Regions from separate parts of the Homo sapiens genome. Here region 2 is linked to region 1. The links are chromatin loops, found by intact Hi-C in ENCODE. Cell type or tissue: CD4-positive, alpha-beta T cell. All regions are shown on one strand. Links, peaks and the distances in the headings refer to the core of each region. The heading gives the core; the rest is flanking DNA. Region 1 overlaps UIMC1 (ubiquitin interaction motif containing 1). Region 2 overlaps CDHR2 (cadherin related family member 2).

Region 1 (8,000 bases), core at 1-8,000:
CCACCTTTCCCGCCTTTCTATTCCACAAAGCCGCCATTGTCATCCTGGCCCGTTCTCAATGAGCTGTTGGGCACACCTCCCAGACGGGGTGGTGGCCGGGCAGAGGGGCTCCTCACTTCCCAGTAGGGGCGGCCGGGCAGAGGCGCCCCTCACCTCCTGGGCGGGGCGGCTGGCCGGGCGGGGGGCTGACCCCCCCCACCTCCCTCCCGGACGGGGCGGCTGGCCGGTCGGGGGGCTGACCCCCCACCTCCCTCCCGGACGGGGCGGCTGGCCAGGCAGAGGGGCTCCTCACTTCCCAGTAGGGGCGGCCGGGCAGAGGCGCCCCTCACCTCCCGGACGGGGCGGCTGGCCGGGCAGCGGGGCTGACCCCCCCCACCTCCCTCCCGGACGGGGCGGCTGGCCGGGCGGGGGGCTGACCCCCCCACCTCCCTCGCGGACGGGGCGGCTGGCCGGGCAGAGGGGCTCCTCACTTCCCAGTAGGGGCGGCCGGGCAGAGGCGCCCCTCACCTCCCGGACGGGGCGGCTGGCCGGGCAGGGGGGCTGACCCCCCCCACCTCCCTCCCGGACGGGGCGGCTGGCCGGGCGGGGGGCTGACCCCCCCACCTCCCTCGCGGACGGGGCAGCTGGCCGGGCAGAGGGGCTCCTCACTTCCCAGTAGGGGCGGCCGGGCAGAGGCGCCCCTCACCTCCCGGACGGGGCGGCTGGCCGGGCAGGGGGGCTGACCCCCCCACCTCCCTCCCGGACGGGGCGGCTGGCCGGGCGGGGGGCCGACACCCCCACCTCCCTCCCGGACGGGGCGGCTGGCCGGGCGGGGGGCCGATCCCCCCACCTCCCTCCCGGACGGGGCGGCTGGCCGGGCAGAGGGGCTCCTCACTTCCCAGTAGGGGCGGCCGGGCAGAGGCGCCCCTCACCTCCCAGACGGGGCGGCTGGCCGGGCGGAGGGCTGACCCCCCCACCTCCCTCCCGGACGGGGCGGCTGGCCGGGCAGAGGGGCTCCTCACTTCCCAGTAGGGGCGGCCGGGCAGAGGCGCCCCTCACCTCCCGGACCGGGCGGCTGGCCGGGCGGGGGGCTGACCCCCCCACCTCCCTCCCGGATGGCACGGCTGGCCGGGCGGGGGGCTGACCCCCCACCTCCCTCCCGGATGGGGCGGCTGGCCGGGCGGGGGGCTGACCCCCCCTCACCTCCCTCCCGGACGGGGTGGCTGCCGGGCGGAGATGCTCCTCACTTCCCAGATGGGGTGGCTGCTGGGCGGAGAGGCTCCTCACTTCTCAGACGGGGCAGCTGCCGGGCGGGGGGGCTCCTCACTTCTCAGACGGGGTGGTTGCCAGGCAGAGGGTCTCCTCACTTCTCAGACGGGGCGGCCGGGCAGAGACGCTCCTCACCTCCCAGACGGGGTCTCGGCCGGGCAGAGGCGCTCCTCACATCCCAGATGGGGCGGTGGGGCAGAGGCGCTCCCCACATCTCAGACGATGGGCGGCCGGGCAGAGACGCTCCTCACTTCCTAGATGTGATGGCGGCTGGGAAGAGGCGCTCCTCACTTCCTAGATGGGATGGCGGCCGGGCGGAGACGCTCCTCACTTCCCAGACTGGGCAGCCGAGCAGAGGGGCTCCTCACATCCCAGACGATGGGCGGCCAGGCAGAGACACTCCTCACTTCCCAGACGGGGTGGCGGCCGGGCAGAGGCTGCAATCTCGGCACTTTGGGAGGCCAAGGCAGGCGGCTGGGAGGTGGAGGTTGTAGTGAGCCGAGATCACGCCACTGCACTCCAGCCTGGGCACCATTGAGCACTGAGTGAACGAGACTCCGTCTGCAATCCCGGCACCTCGGGAGGCCGAGGTTGGCGGATCACTCGCGGTTAGGGGCTGGAGACCGGCCCGGCCAACACAGCGAAACCCCGTCTCCACCAAAACCAGTCAGGCGTGGCGGCGCGTGCCTGCAATCGCAGGCACTCGGCAGGCTGAGGCAGGAGAATCAGGCAGGGAGGTTGCAGTGAGCCGAGATGGCAGCAGTACAGTCCAGCTTCGGCTCCGCATGAGAGGGAGACCGTGGGGAGACGGAGACGGAGACGGAGACGGAGACGGAGACGGAGGGGGAGGGGGAGGGGGAGAGGGAGAGAGGGCTGAATTTTTTTTTTTTTTTAAGATTCAATGCAAACCATCCCTTCCTTATTAACATATTATTTCTCCAGGAAGAAGATGTCTTGATTAGGCCATAGCTTCCTTAAATTTTTATTTCTGCCATGCTTTCATGTTCACCTTGATTACATTTGGGTAGTCTAAATTTTATTTGCTTATTTTGCTATCCTGTGTTCATATTCTGGAAGAACCTCACTTTATGTTCAGATTACTGCCATTGAGGTATAAATTTCTAAATTAAAATAATGTATTGAAATGAAGACGTTCTTGGGATTCTACATTGAAATGATTAGGAAGAGGATCATCTGAGTAAGCAATATAATAGTTTTTAGCGTGTGGATTTTAGAGTCAGGCAAGTCTCAGCGCTACGATTTTGACCAACTATATGATTTAGGGCAAATTATTTAACCTCTCGAAGTTTCACTTATTTTTAAAATAATTTAATGGTTTTTGCTTCTTAAGTTGCTTGTGAGAATTAAAGGAGATAAGGAATGTAAAGTGATTAGCACAGGCCTGGCACTGAATAGAAGCACAATAATTTTGTTTGTTTGAGACAGAGTTTTCACTCTTGTCATCCAGGCTGGAGTGCAATAGCACGATCTTGGCTCACTGCAACCTCTACCTTTTGGGTTCAAGCGATTCTCCTGTCTCAGCCTCCCGAGTAGCTGGCATTAGAGGCGTGAGCCACCATGCCCGGCTAATTTTGTATTTTTAGTAGAGACGGGATTTCTCCATGTTGGTCAGGCTGGTCTTGAACTCCCGACCTCAGGTGATCCGCCCACCTTGGCCTCCCAAAGTGCTGGGATTACAGGCGTGAGCCACCGCGCCTGGCCAAAGCACAATAATTTTTTTTTTTTTTTTTTTTTTGAGACGGAGTCTCGCTCTGTCGCCCAGGCTGGAGTGCAGTGGCGGGATCTCGGCTCACTGCAAGCTCCGCCTCCCGGGTTCACGCCATTCTCCTGCCTCAGCCTCCCAAGTAGCTGGGACTACAGGCGCCTGCCACTACGCCCGGCTAATTTTTTGTATTTTTAGTAGAGACGGGGTTTCACCGTTTTAGCTGGGATGGTCTCGATCTCCTGACCTCGTGATCTGCCTGCCTCGGCCTCCCAAAGTGCTGGGATTACAGGCGTGAGCCACCGCGCCCGGCCAATAATTTTTTTAAACAATTACACTGAGAAGGTTTGAGATATGCTTTAGCCTAAGGCAGAGATGGAGGTGCCTTATAACTAACTTACTAGTGCTTTGATTGCATCTAAAGACCAAGGCTAGTCATTATAAAATTCTGTTAAATGGACACTAGGTGTCAGCATTCTCTTTCTCTTTCTTTCTCTTTCTGAGAGTTCAATAAAAACCTTGTCACCCCTGAGTTCAAAGGAAGAGACAGGTTAAGTATTTATTGCTGTTGTATTTTAGTCCTTTGGTAGTTTGGTTAAGTCTTGTTTTTCATAATGACTATATTCCCTATTATTGTACAACTTTCCTTTTGACTGAAAACTCAACTATTCCTGATTTTTAAATGTATTTCATCATTTACCTGAATGGTAGCGAGATTCATAAAGAGATGCCTAACTTGTTTAGGTTATTCATATCTTATTAGGAAACCTTGAAAACTTCAGCTGGTAGCTTTATGTCTAGTGGAAGAAGCCTCACAGCCCAGGCACTTCCTCAGAAGTCTGCCTAAGGCAGCAGTAGCTGCTTTTTCTGTGATCTTCTGTGCATGTATGTTTAATGAGTTGGTATTTGCGTCAACTCTACCATTAATCAATGAAAATAATTTTTGAATCAATGAAAATAATCTTTCCTTATGTAGTCCCTATTCATTACATTTCTGAAAAGATAATCCTGTAGCCAGATATAAAAACCATAGTGGCAGATTTGTAGCAAAAAGAATCTTTGTAACCTTCCCTTTAGATGTCCTGTGTTATGGCTTGGTTTTTCTCAAAGATCATAGATTGCAGTGTTTATCTCAACTCAGTATTTCCTTTGAAAATTGAACTTTTCTCTATATTTTCCTTTCCCCCATGCAAACTTTTTGATTGTTTTTCTGAAATCATAATTCATTTGACTTACCAGTTAATATTGATACAGGTCTTGCATGTTATGAAGTGCATTGTGTACATTATCTTGTTTAATTTTCACAACACTCTGTGAGGCAATTGTTAATACCCATTTTAAGATGAGGAAAGAGATTCAGATGTCATTTACCCAATCACAAATTTAGTAAGTGATTTAGTTCTGATTTAAATACCAGTCTTCTGACTTTACAGGATGTGCTTGTTTTATTGACACTTACTGGCTTATGGAAAATATTTTCTTCTTATTGTTAATTGTTGAGGGAGAACATTGAACAATTAAATTTTTTTAAAAAAGGAAGAGAAGCCAGTTCACCTGTGCCTGTATATTTAAGATACTACGTATTTCTTTGCAGTCTTCCCAAGGGATTGTTGAAGAAACTTCTGAAGAGGGAAACTCTGTACCTGCTTCACAAAGGTGAGAGATTATATGTTGCTATGCATTCTCCTCTGATGGTTGCCAGCATAAGGGAGATGAACCACATGAGTGAGACTGTACGTGGACAGCTTGCCAGAGAACTTTTAGCTCTTTTATAAGTGAAGACTAGGAGAAATTTTATTAGTATCTCTAAGTTCTCAGATGTGCATCTCATAGAAGCCCAGAATATTAAGAGCTGGAAGAGATCCTAGAGGTCATCTTGTCCAGGCCAGCTATCTTGGCATAAATCTCATTTACATTATTTCTGAAAAGCGGTCACATCCTGCAATTCTCTTAACTAATTACACTAGTTTTCTATGCCAATTTGAAGGCTCTAGACTGATTTCTTTATAGTCCTTCTATTCTTAGCCCCTTTCTCTCTTTTCCCCAACTCTGCTTATGCTTATTTTATCTGTATATCTAAACCTTATACATCTTTTAAATTTACTCTTGAGACTTAACATCCTCTTCAAAGTCTTCATATTATTCAGGCCACACAGGACCTGTGTCACTCTCACTGTCTGTCCTGTGCCACTTTTAATCCGTTTGTGCCTCCTATCTCCTGTAAAGGATGGTATTTGCATTACCTCCTCCATTGTTCTTGCTGATTGATTGATGGGCTTACCTTCTAAGTCTTCTTACTTTAATAATAGATAGCAGTTGATTAATTATAAACTGCACTATTAACTGGATCATGCTTCCAGTTACTTTCCACTTGCCCTTTTTATCTAGTAGTTGAGTTTTGAGACTTTCTCAAGAGCTTAGTTTTGAACTGCATGACTGTTCTCCCATATGAGAGTTGAAGCCCACTTGCCATTTGCTGTAGTCAAGGTGGTGGTCTTTCTTAGGCTTCTGGTTGATAGTACTTGGTATTCCTTCCTGGGCTAAAGAATATGGCTTTGGTTTGATTTTCCTGCTGTTAAGACAGTTTTGGAAGTGGTTTTAACAGAGTATGCCTTTACTCCCTATAGGCCTCTCTGCTTTATTGTGGTGAGCCTTGTGCAGAGCAGATGTAGGTTTTAATAAATGATTATACACTTTGTCACCAGGAGAGAGTTGGAATCGCAGGCAATGTGGTTTGACTTCAAATTGATTAGCCCATTTTATAAATGTCAGAAAATTGTTTTGTGATGGACCCTTTGAATAGAGCACTAATGTTACATGCAGAGTAAACTGTCTGGCTGGGGTTTATAACAAATGCTATGAGATGTTTTATTTAGAGATAAATCACTTGTGGTTTTCTATCAGGATTTAGTTATTTATCATGAGTTCAGTTGTAGCTATTCTGTCTTCTCTGTGGTTCTTGGTTGATGTGAGGATTTTTGTTTTCAAGCATCCTCTTGCATACTTGATCAAACTAATCGTAAAGCCCTGTGAAGCATGAGGGGGCTAGCTCAGATGCTCAGATCAGCCATGTATTCCTATGTCAGGAAGAGATTGCACTCCATGAGCAGTCAGGGAAAACCAGAAGGTTGGATGAAGGAAGCCATTCATAATTAAGTTTTTGTTAGAAAAGAGATTCAATTTATGTGGGCAGATTTTTGCTGTAGGGCAGTTTGGAATTGTTTTTTATTTTTGTTGCATGGAAAGCAACATCTTGAGATAAAGAGGAGATTTAACTGCAAAAGGAGGAGAAAGTGTGTTGTCAGAAGAATCTCTGTGTCTTCTCTTGTCAGTTTACAAATCTCTAGCCTTCAGAAGGCTGAGATGGAGGCTATAAAACACCTTTGACATCCTTATATTGGAGTGGAGTTTTTGCCTTCTCTGATATTCACAGACAGTTCTCACCCTTCAACCTTCCTTTGTGAAAACTCCAAAAGGGAATTTGTTTTCATTCAGTGATTTCACTGGAACTGAAGTTGTAAGCATATTTATTTTCCATATTTCTGGTCTGGAGTTTTCAGTACTGATTCCTTGCTTTCCTATTGTGCTTTTGTGGTATTAGGCAGCAAGTATCTGTGATTACCTGTGGCTTTGTGAGTGACTCACCATTGCTTTTGGCTCTATGTTCTGATTTATTTTACTGGGAATTCATTTGGGATTTGGTTCTCTTTCAGTGTTGCTGCTTTGACCAGTAAGAGAAGCTTAGTCCTTATGCCAGAGAGTTCTGCAGAAGAAATCACTGTTTGTCCTGGTAAGTACCCCACTGTGATTTTACTGAATTTCTGATACCTATTTACCTTTTCATGCCTATTAATTTTCCTCTGACTCTTCAAACCTACTCTCTGGAGGTTTGTATGTAATTGATACGTGTATGTACATGTCTCAACACTCGTATGCGTATACACATATAGGTGTTTTTAATGGCCATTGGCTTTTATTCTCAATCTTTTCTCTCCTTAGGGGTAATTTAGTTTTGAAATTAACATGACTTTTTTTGTCTTCTTGATTGTTTACAGGCCTCATCAGAGATGGCAGCAAAGCATCAGGAATAGCATTTGCTTAACTGTACATTCAGAGCCTTTTGTTATTTAATTTGTTTAAATTATTTTAAATTAAATTGTTTTAAATTATTTTGTCAGCCAGCCTGGAGTGCGGTGGTGCAATCATAGCTCACTGCAGCCTTGAACTTCGGGGCTTAAGTTCTCCCTCCTTGGCCTCCCAAAGTGCTAGGATTACAGATGTGAGCCACTGTGCCTGGACTTCACAGCCTTTTAGTAGTTAGTTTTTATATTGCCATTTGTTGGGGTCTTACTGCATAGGAGGTTCAGAAATTGAGTTTTGTGCATGTTCTGTCATTATTTTTAATCTTAGACCTAAGATGCTTAACCTCGTTAAGTGCTTTAGTTTGCTTTTTGTTAATTGTAAAAATTAAAAGATAGGTACTTTGTTTTAGGTAGAAGAGATGCTCATTCAAAGTTGCACATGGATAGATTTAGATATACAAAATAATGTAAAATGAACTAAGATACTTACCATCTAAGAAACTCCTGAATCATTGTATAATATGAAGCATTATTTTGTGATATGAACCACTACTTTCTAAGGAATTTGTTTTAGACTATATTTTCCTTTCTGGCTTTTCTGAAAAGATCATTAGCCTCATTCCTGTGAGATTGAGGGACTTCCTACTGATGTTTAACTTTGAACAGCAAGTATACAGATGTTGCCCTAAGTCACATCTGGTTTTCCCTCAGGTCTCGTATAGCCTATAAGGATTAGAGATAATCATAGTTTTCTTATTTTGGTTTCCTTCAATGTTTTTCCACAGAGACTCAAACTTAGTTTGCATGTAATCTAGGAAAGACCTATAAATATTTTTAAACATCTGGCAGTCTATCATAAAGGTCTTTATTTATTTTAAAAATCGGACTATGTTGGCTTTTTTCTTTTTTTTTTTTTTTTGAGACAGAGTTTTGCCCAGGCTGGAGTG
Region 2 (15,961 bases), core at 4,489-12,488, 380 kb after region 1:
GTCCCCACTAATAGGGCAATTGTGAGGACGGCTCACAGGGGTGAAGAAACCTGTTCACTCAGGAAATGAAGTTCTCTCTTTGCAGCCCTCCCACCCTAAGGACAACCAGCAAGTCCTCATTCTGCTTCGTTTTCTTCATTTCTGAGGTCTCACTCTCTGACCCTTGTGTGAAAATGGCACATCCCAGTCCAGGGGACACAGGGCTGCTATGTGCAGTGGTGCAGGCTGTGCACTGCACAACCCTATGGGGTGCCATCCACATCACAGACACGGCAGAGGTGCACATTTGTCACAATACTGTTCCAGAGGAAGGTGCCTTGTGGGCTGGTGGCAGCCTTAGAACCAGACTGATTGAAGTCAAAACCCAATTTTGTGACCCCCAGGCAAGGTACTGAACCTCTCTGTGCCTCAGTTTCTTTTTTTGAGACAGGGTCTTGCTCTGTCTCACAGGCTGGATTGCAGTGGCATGATCATAGCTCACCGCAGCCTCAACCTCCTGGGCTGAAATGATCCACCTGCCTCAGCCTTCCAAGTAGCTGGGACTTCAGGTACATGCCACCATGCCTGGCTAATTTTTTATTTTAGTAGAGATGGGGTCTCGCTATGTTGCCCAGCCCAGTCTCAAACTCCTGGGCTCAAGCAATCCTCTCACCTTGGCCTCCCAAAGTACTGAGGTTTTTGGCATGAGCCACAGCAACTAGGCCCGCCTCAGTTGCTCAATCAATAAAACGGTAATAAACCGGGCTCAGTGACTTATGCCTGTAATCCCAGCATTTTGTGAGGCTGAGTTGAGAGGGTCGCTTGAGGCCAACAGTTCAAAATTGGCCTGGACAATAAGTGAGACTCTGATTCTATGAAAAATAAATTTTAAAAATTAGCCAAATTAGCCAGGCATGGTGGCACGCATCTTTAGTCTTAGCTACTTAGGAGGCCAAGGCGGGTGGATCGCTTGAGCTCGGGAGTTCAAGACCAGCCTGGGCAACATGGAAAAACCCCATCTCTACAAAAATAAAAAAATTAACCAGGCATGGTGGCATATGCCTATAGTCCCAACTACTCAGGAGGCTGAGGCAGGAGGATCGCTTGAGCCTGGGAGGTTGAGTCTGCAGTGAGCCATGATGGCACTATTGCACTGCAGCCTGGGTGACAAAGGGAGACCCTGTCTCAAAAATAAATAAATCAATAGATAAATAAATAAAAACAAAATGGTAATAACCATCCCAACCTTGGCGGATGCCCTGATGTGCAATAGACACCAGCAATGCTGATTTTCACCCCTTCCCTTTGCTTTTCAATGGTGGCAGGGAGACAGGAGGGTTTCAGGTGGGACTTTATGAGTGACAATTAGAGCTGATATTCACTGATACTGTCTATAGGTCAGGCACTCTACCAAGCACTTTCCATTCATTAACTCACTTAATCTTTAACCTTTTTCACCCCCGTTTTATAGATGAGGAGCCTGAGTGCCTAGGGAGGTTGAGTAATTGCCTGGGGCCATACGAGTGAGCGGGATTGTAACCCAGGCAGGCTGGCTGCAGAGGGCAGAAGTGTGACTCAAGCTGGAGGGGCTGGCTATCGGCTTGGGAGGCCCCCAGGCCCATCCTGGCTAAGCGAGGCCTTACCTCCACAGTGATGGTGACATTGACTTTGGTGCCGAGGACAGGCTCGCCGCAGTCAGACACAAGCACTGTCAGCACAATGCGGCCCTCCAGGGCGGGGTCGATGGCCTCTCTGTCCAGGGGCCCCAGGTTTCTGAGGAGCCCTGTGTCAGGGTCCAAGGAGAAGTTGTGGCTGTAGGGGCCAGGCAGCAGGTTGAAGAGCAGACGGCTGTTGTTGGTGCCCGGCTCATCATTGTCGTGGGCCTGTGCACGTAAGCAGGGGTTGGTCATCGGCCATCGGCATTCCCAGCCCCCAGCCCCTCCGATGCAGCCGGACCCTCCTCTCCAGCGCTGGCCCACGCAGGCAGTCATCAGGCCTGGAGCCCCTGGGCCCATCTCCCAGCCCCAGTTTCCCATCTAAGAGGCTCAGGTCAGCAGTTTGCAAGAGCTTCTGAGATCTTCAGCACTGAGGCCATTCTTTCATCTCACAAACGGCCACTGTGGACCTACGTGCCCAGCCCCGTTCCAGGTGCAAAGAAAGAATAGAGCCATCATCAAGACAGGCCCTTTTGCTACTGATATTCTAGCAGGAAGGGGGATATGGGGGCAGGAAATTGTAGACAAAGAAAGTTTTAAACTCATAAGTGTGAAGTCCAGCAAGATTCTCATTTTCCCATAATGACTACTTCAGTGCTATATACATATTTTTTCTTTTTTCTTTTTTCTTTCATACAGTTTCGCTCTTGTTGCCCAGGCTGGAGTGCAATGGTGCGATCTCTCTTGCTCACTGCAAACTCCTTCTCCTGGGTTCAAGTGATTCTCCTGCCTCAGCCTCCTAAGTAGCTGGGATTACAGGCACCCACCACCACACCAGGCTAATTTTTTGTATTTTTTAGTAGAGATGGGGTTTCACCATGTTGGCCAGGCTGGTCTTGAACTCCTAACCTCAGGTGATCCACCTGCCTCAGCTTCCCAAAGTGCTGGGATTACATACAGGCGTGAGCCACCACGTCTGGCCCTTCTTTTGTTTTGTTTTGTTTTCTTTTTTTTCTTTCTTTCTTTCTTTTTTTTTTTTTTTGAGGTGGAGTCTCACTCTGTTGCCCAGAGTGGAGTGCAGTGCCATGATCTCAGCTCACTGCAGCTTCCAATTCCTGGATTCAAGTGATTCTCCTGCCTCAGCCTCCCAAGTAGCTGGGATTACAGGCATGCACCACCACACCCAGCTAATTTTTGTAATTTTAGTAGAGATGGGGTTTCACTATGTTGGCCAGGCTGGTTTCGAACTCCTGATCTCAAGTGATCCACCCACCTCGGCCTCCCAAAGTGCTGAGATTACAGGCAGGAGCCACCATGCCCGGCCGTCAGCGCTATATGTTTTAAATAGCTGATTCTTCACTCACTTTGTATGTCTGTGAGTGCGTGTGTGAGTGTGTGTGAGTGCGTGTGTGAGTGTGTGTGTGAGTGCGTGTGTGAGTGCGTGCGTGAGTGTGTGTGTGTGTTCCTGTCCTGCCAGGGCCCTGAAGGCATGCTTGGTTTGTCTTTGGGGTGAACCAGTGTGGATAACACAGCGGGTTCCTCTGTGCCGCCAGGCCTTTGCAGGTTCCGTTCCCTCACCCCGATGCCTCCCACACCTTCCCTGCCTGACTCCAGGCCAGGTTGGCGCTTCCTCTGGGCCTCAACATAGCACAGGTGACACCGCTGGGTGACTGTCTGACGCCCTCTTCCTAACTGGGAGCCGCCTGGGGGGCAGGAATGGTGGTGGACTCATCTCTGAGGACTCAGGGCCCAGCCAAAGACTGGGTAAGTGCTCAGCAAACGTGGCCTTGAATCCAGAGTGGGACCACTCCGACTCAACCAATTCTTTCCTTCCTCCCAGCCAGTCTCCACCTTCAGCTCCTCCATTTCATTCTGCTGGGACCTTGTTTATTACATGCATCCTTTGAAAGCAGCTGGAGATGTTTATTTTTTCCAAAAGCCTCATCCTGTCTGCTCATCCTTTGGTGCCCTGAACTCAGGCCAGTTAATTCATCAAGTGCTCCCTGGGGCTCATGCTGGGCACCACGGTTACAGCAGCCGACCAGAAATGCTCCTGCCCCAAGGAGCTCACAGACCAGGGGAGAAGTGCCAAGCAGGAAGGAGGAAAGGCCAAGGCTTCAGGGCCAGAGAGGTCTGGGCTGCAGCCCCAGCGCCATCATTTACTGGCTGTGTAACCACAGAAAATCACTTAACCTTTCTGAGCCTGTTGTCTCCTGAGAAATGGGAACTATTAGACCGCCTGCTTCCAAAGCTGGTCAAGAGATCAGGGATAGGAACATGCTCTGGAAACTACACAGTCCTGGAAAGACGGGAGGGCTCTGTGGCCACCAGATTGTCACTCTGAGGACCTGGTTTCTCACTTCTCACAAGATGCCTCAGGGGCGAAGCTTCCGAACTCCTCAGGACGAGGGAGGAAGCTACTCCCCGGTGTTTCTCTGGAGTCACTAGTGGGTTTTTATCTCATGAACTCTGTGAACCTGGCCACTGATCTCATTTCCTTTTTTGCTTTGGCCACCATGAAGCTCAGATCAGAATTTGCAGCTCACTCCAAGCAATTCTGTAGCACTGGGTTCTAATTTTACCTTGTGCCCTTTAACAAATGCCACCTTTATTTTCTCTTTTTTCTTATTTCTTTCATATTTTTATCTTACTATTTATCTAAGCCACCTCAAGTCCTTTTTGGAGTGGGGCAGGTGGGTAAATAAAAAAGAAGTGTATGTTTTTGAGGGATTTCTCTGGCAGGCCCAGTGCTGAGCTCCTCACACAAGTCATTAAATTATTCCCCAATGACCCTGAGAGTAAGGCTATAATTTTCTTCATTTCCTGGGAGGAAACAGAGACTCTGAGTGACTGTCTCAGAGCCACACAGCGGAGCCCCGACTTTACCCAGGGCCAGCATGCCCACAGAGCAGGCTTGGTCCCCTCCCCCAGCCTTACCCACCAGGTCCAGGCAGGCTCACACCTGGATGGTCACGGAGACATTGCCCTCCTCCTCCTGGACGAAGATGTTGTAGGAGCCGCTAACCACGGGTGCATTGTCGTTGATGTCCAGCAGGTGGATCTGCAGTGTGGTGGAGGAGGACAGGTTCCCGCCGTCTGTGGCCTGCAGCGTCAGGTAGTACACGGCCTGGCTCTCCCGGTCCAGCAGCTCACCGTTCCTCACCGTCACCGTCCCTGAGACGGGATCCACTTGGAAGAGGTCTGCCCTGCTCAGAGGGGCCAGGTTCAGCAAATAGAGACACAGGATGCCCATTTCAGTGTGAATTTCAGATATACAACAACAAATATTTCAGCATATCCCATGCAGTATATGCAACATATTCATTATTTCAAAAAGTCATTCCTTGTTTATCTGAAATTGAAATGTAACTGAGTGCCTTCGGTCTTCCCCAGCTATTCTATCTCTGCAGAGAGGCAGAGAGGTGGGCCTGGGCCCTGCTCACCCACCTGCCTACGGCCCACCCTGAGCCCTTACCCATTTCCTGGGAGCAGGCTGTAGGTAATTTGGCCCCACGCGCCCGTGTCTGGGTCCGTGGCCTGTGAGGCAGAGACATGGCAGGGTGCTGTGTGGAGGCGATGCACGCACCGCCACCCATGCAGCTCGTGGGGACAGAGCTGTCGTGCTTCCTCACACAAAGGGAGAATCCCCAGCACACTCAGATTCACTCATGGCCACCCCCATCTCACACATACACACACACACACTCTCACACTCACACATGCACGCCCGCTTGCTGGGACCCCACAGCCCCACTGTGTCCACATCACTCACGTGGATGCTGTCGGTGACCACAGAGCCGGTGGCGCTGTGCTCTGGCACCGTGAGGACGTACAAGCTCTGGGGAAACGTGGGCCTGTGGTCATTAATGTCTCTAAGGTGGATGGTCACCATGGCGACGGAGAAGTTCTGGCTGACGGAGTCTGTGGCCACAACCTGGGGGCAGGGGAGGAGGCAGCAGCTGTGGGGCCCAAGTGCCCCTCGGCTTCTGCCCCTGGCACCCCGGAGCAGCCCTCACCTGCACCGCCATCGCCGTCTGCCTCTCGTAGTCCACCAGCGCGGATACTCTCACCAGCACCTGAACGGAGGCTGAGCCCACTGCCCGCTCCGGGGAGACGCTGAAGGCTTCTGCATCGGGGCCCCCCAGCGACAACAGGAAGGTGCCATTGCTGCCCTGTAAAGGTGGGCTGTCTAGCAGGGACCTGTCCCCCTGCTCTGCCCACCTGCATCTTCCCCCAGTCCCCAGGCTTCTATCTCTGGATGCCCCGCCCGATGAGGTCCCATGGAAGGGGGCTCTCAAAAGACTGCGAGAGAGGGTGCAGGAGGCTGGGCTGGTCACCAGTCCCTGCAAATGCAGGCTCTGTAGAAGACAGCTCCCTAGGCACTGTGGGTCCCAGACCTGGGCTGGAGCCTGGACACACACCCCTCACTCCTGTCAGCTGTCCCTCCCACCCACCCTTCACATCCCCCACCCCCAGCCCCCACAGCAACACCAAACACCACTCACACCCTACGTCACCCCACTGGCCAGTGCCACCCTTCTGGCCAACCTAACCCCACCCGACACTGTCCTCCACGCAACATTTCCAACCCCTCAGTATCACCTAACACCATACACCCTCCAGAGTTACTCATCCTCCAGCGCCACCGTGTTACCCACCTCTCACTGCAGCCTCCACTTAAGAGTGCCTCCCATGGCTGGGCGCGGTGGCTCACGCCTGCAATCCCAGCACTTTGGGAGGCCAAGGTAGGTGGATCACTTGAGGTCAGGAGTTCAAGACCAACCTGGCCAACATGGTGAAACTCCATCTCTACTAAAAACACAAAAATTAGCTGGGCGAGGTGGTGCACACCTGTAATCACAGCTACTTGGGAGGCTGAGGCAGGAGAATCCCTTCCACCTGGGAGGCAGAGGTTGCAGTGGGCCAAGATTGGGCCATTGCACTCCAGCCTGGGTGACAGAGCGAAATTCCATCTCAAAAAAAAAAAAAAAGAGCACCCTCCCACCTCACACCCTCAGACCACTTGTCCCAACACTGCTCAGCCTCCCCCAGTTCCCAGGACTACCCAAATCATGGCCGCCCAATGCCAGGAGACCTCGCCAGCCACCCATCACCACGGACAATGATGTTCTACTCAGCATCATCTGACGTTCTACGTCAGCCTCCACTCAGCATGGCCTTCTATTCAGCCCCACACGGATCGCCCAGAGGATGATACTGCTTACCAACACAGGCTTCCAGAGAGCACCCAGCACCCCCATTCTCCGCCATCACACCCTGCACCACCAGCACCGCCACCCAGCACCACATGACACCGTCACTCGATCCAGGCTCCCACTGGCCTCCCCCAGCCACCCCCGCCCACACCCACGCCACCACGCCTGCCTTGTCCGGGTCGTAGACCACCATGGTGAGGTCATCGATGGGGATGCGGGGGGAGGCATGCTCGTCCACGTAGCCAGTGAAGTTCACTTGGGCCTCTTCGGGGGTGAAGGTGCAGGCTGGGAGGCTGCAGTTGTAAAACTCAGGTTTGTGGTCATTGACGTCCATCACTCTCACTGTCACCCAGATGCTCACCTTGGCCTCCTGCCCGTAGATGTTGAGGTGTGTCTCGGTGGCCTGAGGCACAGAGCAGAGGGCAGAGGGCAGAGAGCCAGTGCTCAGAGAGAGAGATCAAAGGCCAGAGGTTAGAGAGCAGGGTTCTGACAGGGGTGGTGGGGCCTTTGCTCACCGTGACCTGCAGCTGCACCTCCTCATCCGCCTCCAGCAGCTGCTCACGGTCCAGGGAGCCGTTGACCCTGATCACCCCATCTGCCCCGATGTCAAACCAGCCGGGCCGCGTGGAGTCTGGCAAGGAGAAAGGCGGAACAGCTGGAACAGCTGCTCCAGTGGCTCTGACGGAGCCCCAGGCCCATTGCCTCCAGGGACTCTGACGGAGACCCCACCCTGGCCCCGGCCCAGCCCTGGCCTGGGGACACCCCGTTCTCACAGGAGATGCTGTAGATCACAGGGTCATTGATGCCTTTGTCGCCATCCACAGCCTCCACCGTCAGCACCGAGGTTCCCTGGAATGGGGCCTGGTCAGTGCTCCTCAAACTTCCCCGCCTCCCGCCTCCACCCACACCCCACAGGTCCCCCGTGCACCTTGGCTGCATCCTCAGCCACAGAGGCCGAGTAAAACTCCCTGACAAACTGGGGGTCAAGGTCAGGCTGGTCCACCACGGAGATGGACAGGAAGACAGGCAGGGAGCACTGGATGGTGAAGGTGTTGTGGTACATGCCGCCCAAGTCCTGCGGGGAGATGGCCACCCGTGAGCCAGCGCCGTGGGTCCTAGGCCCGCCTGCCGGCACCCCCACTCACACAGGCCTTCAGCTCCAGCTGGTAGAAAGCGCTCTTGTTGTTGTAGCTGAGGCTGCCATTGAGGACTATGGAGCCATTGGCCAGGATCCGGAAGAGATGCTCGCTGTCCCCAGTGCTAGGGATGACCTGGGGCAGAGCAGACTTGGGTCAGGCTCCCTAGGGACAGCCCTGCACCGAGGACCCCACTCTGAGCAACGCAGGGAAGGTCCCAGCTCTGCCACTGACCAGTCACGCCACTGGCACCAGGTCATATGACCTCTCTGAGCCTCAGTTTCCAGCTCCAGGAAATGGGGCTGGTGACAACCCTCAGTGGGTTGAAAGGAGGATCCAATAAGATGCAGTCGGCCCTCCATCTCTGTGGCTTCCACATCCACAGATTTGACCAGCACAGATCAAAACTGTAGCTAGGCTCACTCACAATGGTTGCGTCTGTACTGAAGGTGTACAAACTTTTTCCCTTGCCATGATTCCCTAAACAATATAGCATAACATGCTATAGTTACATAGTATTTGCATTGCATTGGTATTGGAGGTAACCTAGAGGTGATTTAAAGCACACAGGAGGATGTGTCTAGGTTACATGCAAATACTACCCCGTTGCATGTCAGGGACTTGAGCAGCCATGGATTTTGGTGTCCTCAGGGATCCTGGAGCCAAGTCCCCACGGATACCAAGGGGCGACTATACAGTATGTGCCAGGCACGTGGTTGGTGCTCGGTAAATGGCGCTATCAACAGCAAGTCTGTTTCCATGAGAAATGGGTTTACACACCCCTTATTGTCTGTGGAATTTGGACAAGACCTGGGAGCAGGCGGGCAGGAAGAAGGGTCTGGTCTGCAGCAGGCACCCTCTTTAGGTAAGCGGGCAAGGCGAGGTTTCCGGGGAGGGGGGCTGGTGGCCAGAGGACGGTTTGGGGACCAGGGCTGGGCCAAGGCAGGACCAATGTCCCCACCCCAACGTTCAGGCCCTGTGGGTTGTCTGTGGAGATGCTGCCCCCTGGCGGTCACAAAGGCGGTCAGGGCCCCCTTCACACTCACCTTCTCTATGGAGTACACGACCATGCCTGCAGACCCCATGTCTTTATCCACGGCCAGCACGGAGAACACCACACTGCCCACGGGCAGGGTCTGCAGGGAGGGACTCGTCACCTATGAGCTCAAATCCAGCTCCTCCTCTCCCTTGTCCGTCACTGCCCCCCTGAGCTTCAGTGTCCTCAGCTGTGCACTCATGGGGACAGGGTTCCCCTGTCCTTCCCACCAGGGCTGCGGGTGGAAGGCACCTGGGGGTGCGGGGCGGCAGAGAGGATCTCCCTCCTCCCCTCCCCACACAGCCTCTCCACCACCTAAGCTGGCTTCTGATTGTCGGAGCCCCTCAGAACCAGGATGAGGGATCATTCTAGAGCCCAGCCTCACTGTGCCACTGCGCACTCAGACATCCCATGTGCTCTCTACAGCCTATAGCCATGGGTTTCAAACAGCGCCCTACAGAGCTGGAGGCTTCTTTGGGGAGTACTCTGCTCCTGGGCCCCTGTACACACCAACTCTACCTCCTTTTTTTTTTCCTGAGATGGAGTTTCACTCTTTCGCCCAGGCTGGAGTGAAGGGGCACGATCTCGGCTCACTGTAACCTCTGCCCCCTGGGTTTAAGCGATTCTCCTGCCTCAGCCTCCCCAGTAGGTGGGATTATAGGCGCCCACCACCATGCCTAGCTAATTTTTTTTATATATATTTTTAATAGAGACAGGGTTTCACCGTGTTGGCCAGGCTGGTGTCGAACTCCTGACCTCAGGTGATCCACCCGCCTCAGCCTCCCAAAGTGCTAGGATTATAGGTGTGAGCCACCGTGCCCAGCCACGACCTATACTTCCTAATGGTGGCCACAGAGATCTTTGAAAATCATGAATCAGACCACATAACTCTTCTCCTTCAAATCCCCCAAGAGTCCCCCCATTCTGCCCAGATCACAGTCCAGACTCCTTCGAGCCTGGGCTGCCACTCGCCTCTCTGACCTGACCTCCTCCTCACCCTCCCCCTCCAGCCACACTGGCTGAGCTTGTTCCTGCCTCAGGGCTTTGCACCTGTTGTTCCCCCTGCCTGGAGCACCCCTTCCTGGAGCATCCCCTGCCAGCTCCTTCTTGCCATTCAGGTCTCTCTGTTCAGATGCCCTCAACTCAGAGAGGCCTTTCCTGACCCTTCAACCTAAAGCAGTGCCCGCTGCAGTCACTTCCTTGACTTTGCCTTGTCTCGTGCTCATTGTGGGGCTCACCGCCATCTGAAATCCATTCTGCTTATTTTGTTTCATTGGTTCCTGTCTGTGGCCTTCCCTAGAAGGTGAGCTGCTGAGAGTAGCAACCAGGTCTGTCTTGCTCCCCAGGTAACCTTAGCACCTAGACAGTGCCGGGTGCTGAGGCATTGCATCAGAGCCTCTCACATGGCTGTCCAGACCACACGTGTCTGGCCTGGCATGGGGCCCCCCACCTGGAAGGTCTTTGCAGGCACATGGCAACGGAAGTTCAGGAGTGGTGGTATTTGCTGCCCAGTGACCATCAGGGAATCTCCTTTCCACCCATGTAGCTTAAGTGGAACTGTCCCCACTCCTCCCCCTTGCTGCGGGGAAGGCCCACGATGCAGACCCAACCCATGAGAGCCTTCCATACCCCTAAATTAGCTCAAGGATAGCACATGACCTAAAATGAGCCAATGAAAGTCAGCCCTGGGCTTTGGGCTGGAAAGATTGAGAAAGAGACGGTCTCCTCAATGTGAGCCTGTACTTTTTAATTTTTTAATTTTTTTATTATTTATTTATTTATTTATTTATTTTTGAGATGGAGTTTTGTTCTTGTTGCCCAGGCTGGAGTGCAATGGTGCAATCTCGGCTCACTGCAACCTCTGCCTCCCAGGTTCAAGCAATTCTCCTGCCTCAGCCTCCTGAGTAGCTGGGATTACAGGCATGTGCCACCACACTCGGCTAATTTTTTTTTTTTTTTTCAGTAGAGACGGGGTTTCTCCATGTTGGTCAGGCTGGTCTCCAACTCCCGACCTCAGGTGATCCGCCCACCTCAGCCTCCCAAAGTGCTGGTATTACAGGAGTGAGCCACGGCACCCGGCGAGCCTGTACTTTTATCACCACATGAGAGACTTGCCTCTCTTCCCCCAGGATGGAGGCAATAAGAGAAGCAGAGCTGAGAGGAGGAGAGAAACTCAAATCATATCTTGATGTGATTTGAGTACCTGGATCCAGCCATGCCTGAAGATATGATTTCAAATCAAATTTCACGATATGATTTGGCTCAAATCAAATCAAGATATGATTTGAGTACCTGGATCTAGCCATGCCTGAAGTCTGAGGTACCTCTAAATTTTTTAGATACACGAGGCTGGGCGCAGTGGCTCACGCCTGTAATCCCAGCACTTTGGGAGGCCGAGGCGTGCGGATCACGAGGTCAGGAAATCGAGACCATCCTGGCTAACACGGTGAAACCCCGTCTCTACTAAAAATGCAAAAAATTAGGCGGGCGAGGTGGCGGGCGCCTGTAGTCCCAGCTACTTGGGAGGCTGAGGCAGGAGAATGGTGTGAACCCAGGAGGCGGAGCTTGCAGTGAGCCGAGATCGTGCCACTGCACTCCAGCCTGGGCAACAGAGTGAGACTCCGTCTACACAAAAAAAATCAACTCCCTTTTTTTTTTTTGCTTTCATCACTGAAAGAATTCCTAACCTGACTGATTGCAAAATATTGCTGTAACCAGTTTGTGGGGTTACATCCCCCTGGCTTTGGTTCTTGAAGCTGCCCCTGCTAGGAGAGGTTTTTCCCAACTCTGAATGCCCCACTGACTGTCTCTGGCTCTTCCTACTCTGAGAAGCACTTTGGGATGCCCCCTGCCCCACAACCACATTAAGGCAGGTGTCACCTCGTTGATGCTGGTGGAGAAAGCGGTGTTCTGGAAAACGGGTGCGTTGTCGTTTCTATCTTCCACAATCACCAGCATCTCCCTCTGCACCTGCAAGTGAGAAAGCCCAGGGGACCCCAGAAAATAGGATTTAAAACACCAGAAAAGTTGCAAGTATCGTACAAAGAGCTGGTGTCCTTCATCCAGATCAACCTACTGTTTGGTCTCTCTTTCTCTCCATATGTTTTTGGGGGCTTTTTTTTTTTTTTTTTTTTTTTTTTTTTTTGTAGAGACCAGGTTCTCTCCATATGTTGTTTTCTGAACCATTTGAAAGTAAGTTGCAGGCATCATTAGTTAATTTTTTTTTTTTTTTAGACAGAGTTTCATTCTTGTTACCCAGGCTGGAGTACAATGGCGTGATCTCATCTCAATGCAACCTCCGCCTCCCAGGTTCAAGCAATTCTCCTGCCTCAGCCTCCTGAGTAGCTGGGATTACAGACATGCACCACCACACCCAGTTAGTTTTTGGTATTTAGTAAAGATGGGGTTTTACCATGTTGGTCAGGCTGCTCTTGAACTCCCGACCTCAGGTGATCTGCCCGCCTTGGCGTCCCAAAGTGCTGGGATTACAGGCGTGCACCACCACGCCAGCAGTTAATTTTTTAAATATAAAATATGCCAGCCAGCCAGGCGCAGTGGCTCATGCCTGTGTACTTTGGGAGGCCAAGATGGGAGGATCGCTTGAGCCCAGGAGTTCAAGACCAGCCTGGGCAATATGGTGAGACTCTGTCTCTACAAAAAATTTTAAAATTAGCTGAGTATGGTTGGTGAGCGCCTGTAGTCCCAGCTACGCTGGAGGCTGAGTTAAGAGGATTGCTTGAGTCCAGGAGGTGGAGGCTGATGTGAGCTGTGATTGCACCACTGCACTCCAGCCTGGGCAAGAGTAAGATCCTAACTCAAAAAGATAAAATAAAAAGTTGGAAAAAAGTGCCTGTCCTATCACGGGAATGTGCACGTTCGCTTTGTTTGCCATAGTATAAAGCTGTGAACAACTATGTGGACACCAGAGGGAACCAGCTTAAGGGCAGTTCCCACCATAGATATAGACGTTACAAAAATTGGGGATTTGTAAGACCCAGAGAGAGCTCTAAGCTCAATCGCTGAGTGGGCAAGGCAGCTTTCAAGACAATATAGACAGCTGGATTCCACTGGGTTTCAAAAAATGCACCAAGAAGTACATGGAGGCATGTACCTCAGCGCTGAGAAGTGTCAAAGCATACAGTAACGGTCAACACTTCAGTGGGAGTGAGCTGGAAAGGATTTTCCAAGGGGACTTTCGTTTTATCTGTAATTTTTTTTTTTTTGAGACGGAGTCTCGTGCTATCACTCAGGCTGGAGTGAGGTGGTGCAATCTCGGCTCAATACAACCTCCACCTCCCGGGTTCAAGCGATTCTTGTGCCTCAGCCTCCTGAGTAGTTGGAATTACAAGCGTGTACCACCATGCCCAGCTAATTTTTGTATTTTTAGTAGAGATGGGGGTTTCTCCATGTTGGCCAGGGTGGTCTTGAACCCCTGACCTCAGGTGATCTGCCCACCTCGGCCTCCCAAAGTGGGAAATAAGAGTGTAGTTGCAACATATTCAGCCAAAGCAGTTGAGAGTGATTTTGCCTCTGGAGCCCTGGGGTGGAGAGGTATTTGGCACTTTTCTAATCAATATTTATATACATTAATAATACATTTAGGCCGGGCGTGGTGGCTCACGCCTGTAATCCCAGCACTCTGGGAAGCCGAGGCGGGCGGATCACAAGGTCAGGAGATCAAGACCATCCTGGCTAACACAGTGAAACCCCGTCTCTACTAAAAATACAAAAATTAGCCGGGCGTGGTGGCTGGCGCCTGTAGTCCCAGCTACTCGGGAGGCTGAGGCAGGAGAATGGCGTCAACCCAGGAGGCGGAGCTTGCAGTGAGCCGAGATCGCGCCACTGCACTCCAGCCTGGGCGACAGAGCGAGACTCCGTCTCAAAAAAAAAAAAAACATTTAATTTACAATTAAAATATAACCAATATATTTATATGTAAACAAAAAAGCCCTCATATGATATAAATAATATATTTATGTAATTTAAATAAATTTTAAAAATACTAAAATCTTGGTAATGTCATATGACAAAGAAATGAACTAGTATAATCTCGATATAAATAAACATTAAATTCACTGTTAACTGGGGCACCGTCCGCTTGCCGGAGGTGGGGACACAATCAGGAATGGACTCTCGCAATCCCTGTCTACCCCCCTGCACCTCCCAACTCACCTGGATGTAGGGGTCGCTCACGGAGATGGTGACTTTGAATGTGTAGAGTGTCTGCAGCAGCCAGAGAGAAGGGGCCGGTGGTGAGCCCCCGCTGGGTGGGAGCACAGGGGGTGCCGCCACCAGGACGCGGGCTCCCAGGGCCCTCCCAGCACCCCCTCCGCGTCCCGTGCCCTCTCCGGCTGATGCTCTTTACCTCGTAGTCCAGAGCGCTGGCCAGCTTCACTTCCCCAGTTTTCGGAGTGACAGCGAAGAAGTAGGCATTGGGGCCGCTCATCCCATAGGTCAGAGGGTCATTGTCCTGGTCTTCCGCTACCAACCAGAAGGCCTGGGCACCTGGGGATGGGACAGGGGCCACCCAGGGTCCACAGCCACCCTTTCAGTGCTGGTCTGGCCAAGCTGGCTGTGAGGCTGGGCTGGGCGCCTGGCTGCCCTGTACACAGGCTTGACTTGCCATCTGGGACCTCCCCAACCATCAGCCAAGTCAGCAGCATCCTGATTTCCCTTGTGCCCACTGACTCGATGGGCACTGGACACAGTGCAGGGGGCGGGGGCTGTACCCAGGCATCTACCCCTCCCCTTGCCAAGCCTGTGGCCCTGCCCTCTCCAGAATACCGAGTTTCCGTGACACAAGACTAGACGTGGCTGGTGTGAACCTTTCCAGCTGCAGCATCTGGGTGCAGACTAGAGCTTTGGAGAGCCTTCCAGGACACCCCCTTTCTGCTCAAGTGAGCCAAAGCTGTGTCCAGTCTGCTGCTGGCCTCCTGAGAGCCCTAACTCTTGTACTGCATGCCTGGGCACAGCAGCAGGCTGGTCGCCCACTCCCTAGCCTGAAAGGAACTTTTTACAGATTCATCAAACCCACCCTATCCCTGAGCCCCCACCTCCTTTACCCATCCAGCCTCTGCTCCGACACCTCCACTGGCCCCGATATTCATTAGCAAGGACTTTCTTCTTTTCATGAAGATGCGTTTCCCTGGAGCTCCGCCACAGGGCTCTGAGGGCTTCAGCCACTGGCATGGGAGCCTACGTCCCCTGATACTTTCGTGGCCCACAAGAAAGTTGCATTTCTTTTAAAAGCAGAAGGCCAGGTATGGTGGTTTACATCTGTAATCCCCGCACTCCGGGAGGCTGAGATGGGGGATGGCTTGAGCCTAGGAATTTGAGAGCTGCCTAGGCACATAGCGAGACCCCCATCTATACAAAAAAATTTAAAAATTAGGCCAGGCGAGGTGGCTCATGCCTGTAATCCCAGCACTTTGAGAGGTGGAGGTGGGCGGATCACTTGAGATCAGGAGCTCGAAACCAGCTTGGCCGACATGGTGAAACCCCGTCTCTACTAAAAATACAAAAAATTAACCAGGCCTGGTGGCACGTGCCTATAATCCCAGCTACTGGGGAGGCTGAGGCAGGAGAATTGCTTGAACCCGGGAGGTGAAGGTTGCAGTGAGCTGAGATCGCACCACTGCACTCCAGCCTGGGTGACAGAGCGAGACTCCATCTCAAAAATAAATAAATATAAAAATAAAAAATTAGCCAGGTGTAGTGGTGCACAGTGGCTCATGCCTGTAATCCCAGCACTTTGGGAAGCCGAGATGGGAGAACTGCTTGAGCCCAGGAGTTTGAGACCAGCCTCAGCAATGTAGCAAAACCCTGTCTCTACTTTAAAAAATAAAATATTAGCTAGGCATGGTGGCACATGCCTGTAGTCCCAGCCACCTGGGAGGCTGAGGTGGGAGGATCAGTTGAGCCCAGGAGGTCGAGGCTGAA

What was found. A loop is a pair of places that touch in the nucleus more often than their neighbours do. Peaks named below come from ENCODE experiments on the same cell type or tissue, not always from the same donor. Only the 100,000 strongest peaks of a DNase experiment are listed, where the experiment ranks them.
Region 2: a loop joins it to region 1, with 3 times the contacts of the local background. A loop is called at or near these places in 8 of 110 quality-filtered maps.

The regions. Positions count from the first base shown.
Region 1 is chr5:176,954,720-176,962,719 of GRCh38, reverse strand. UIMC1 (ubiquitin interaction motif containing 1) reads left to right here. Exons shown (of 15, transcript NM_001199298.2): 7 at 4,566-4,627; 8 at 6,685-6,761. Among named protein-coding and RNA genes, the nearest start is that of UIMC1, 48 kb to the left of the region's middle. In CD4-positive, alpha-beta T cell, for the core only: no CTCF peak of the experiment used is centred there; a DNase peak (open chromatin) is centred at 3,439.
Region 2 is chr5:176,567,244-176,583,204 of GRCh38, reverse strand. CDHR2 (cadherin related family member 2) reads right to left here. Exons shown (of 32, transcript NM_017675.6): 4 at 14,388-14,527; 5 at 14,195-14,245; 6 at 11,903-11,992; 7 at 9,033-9,122; 8 at 7,996-8,121; 9 at 7,779-7,925; 10 at 7,624-7,699; 11 at 7,366-7,481; 12 at 7,020-7,253; 13 at 5,651-5,806; 14 at 5,407-5,568; 15 at 5,110-5,171; 16 at 4,597-4,840; 17 at 1,623-1,862. Among named protein-coding and RNA genes, the nearest start is that of CDHR2, 26 kb to the right of the region's middle. RefSeq lists a silencer at 4,483-4,777. In CD4-positive, alpha-beta T cell, for the core only: CTCF peaks have their summits at 4,680 (motif pointing right), 8,818 and 9,021 (motif pointing left); DNase peaks (open chromatin) are centred at 4,704 and 8,994.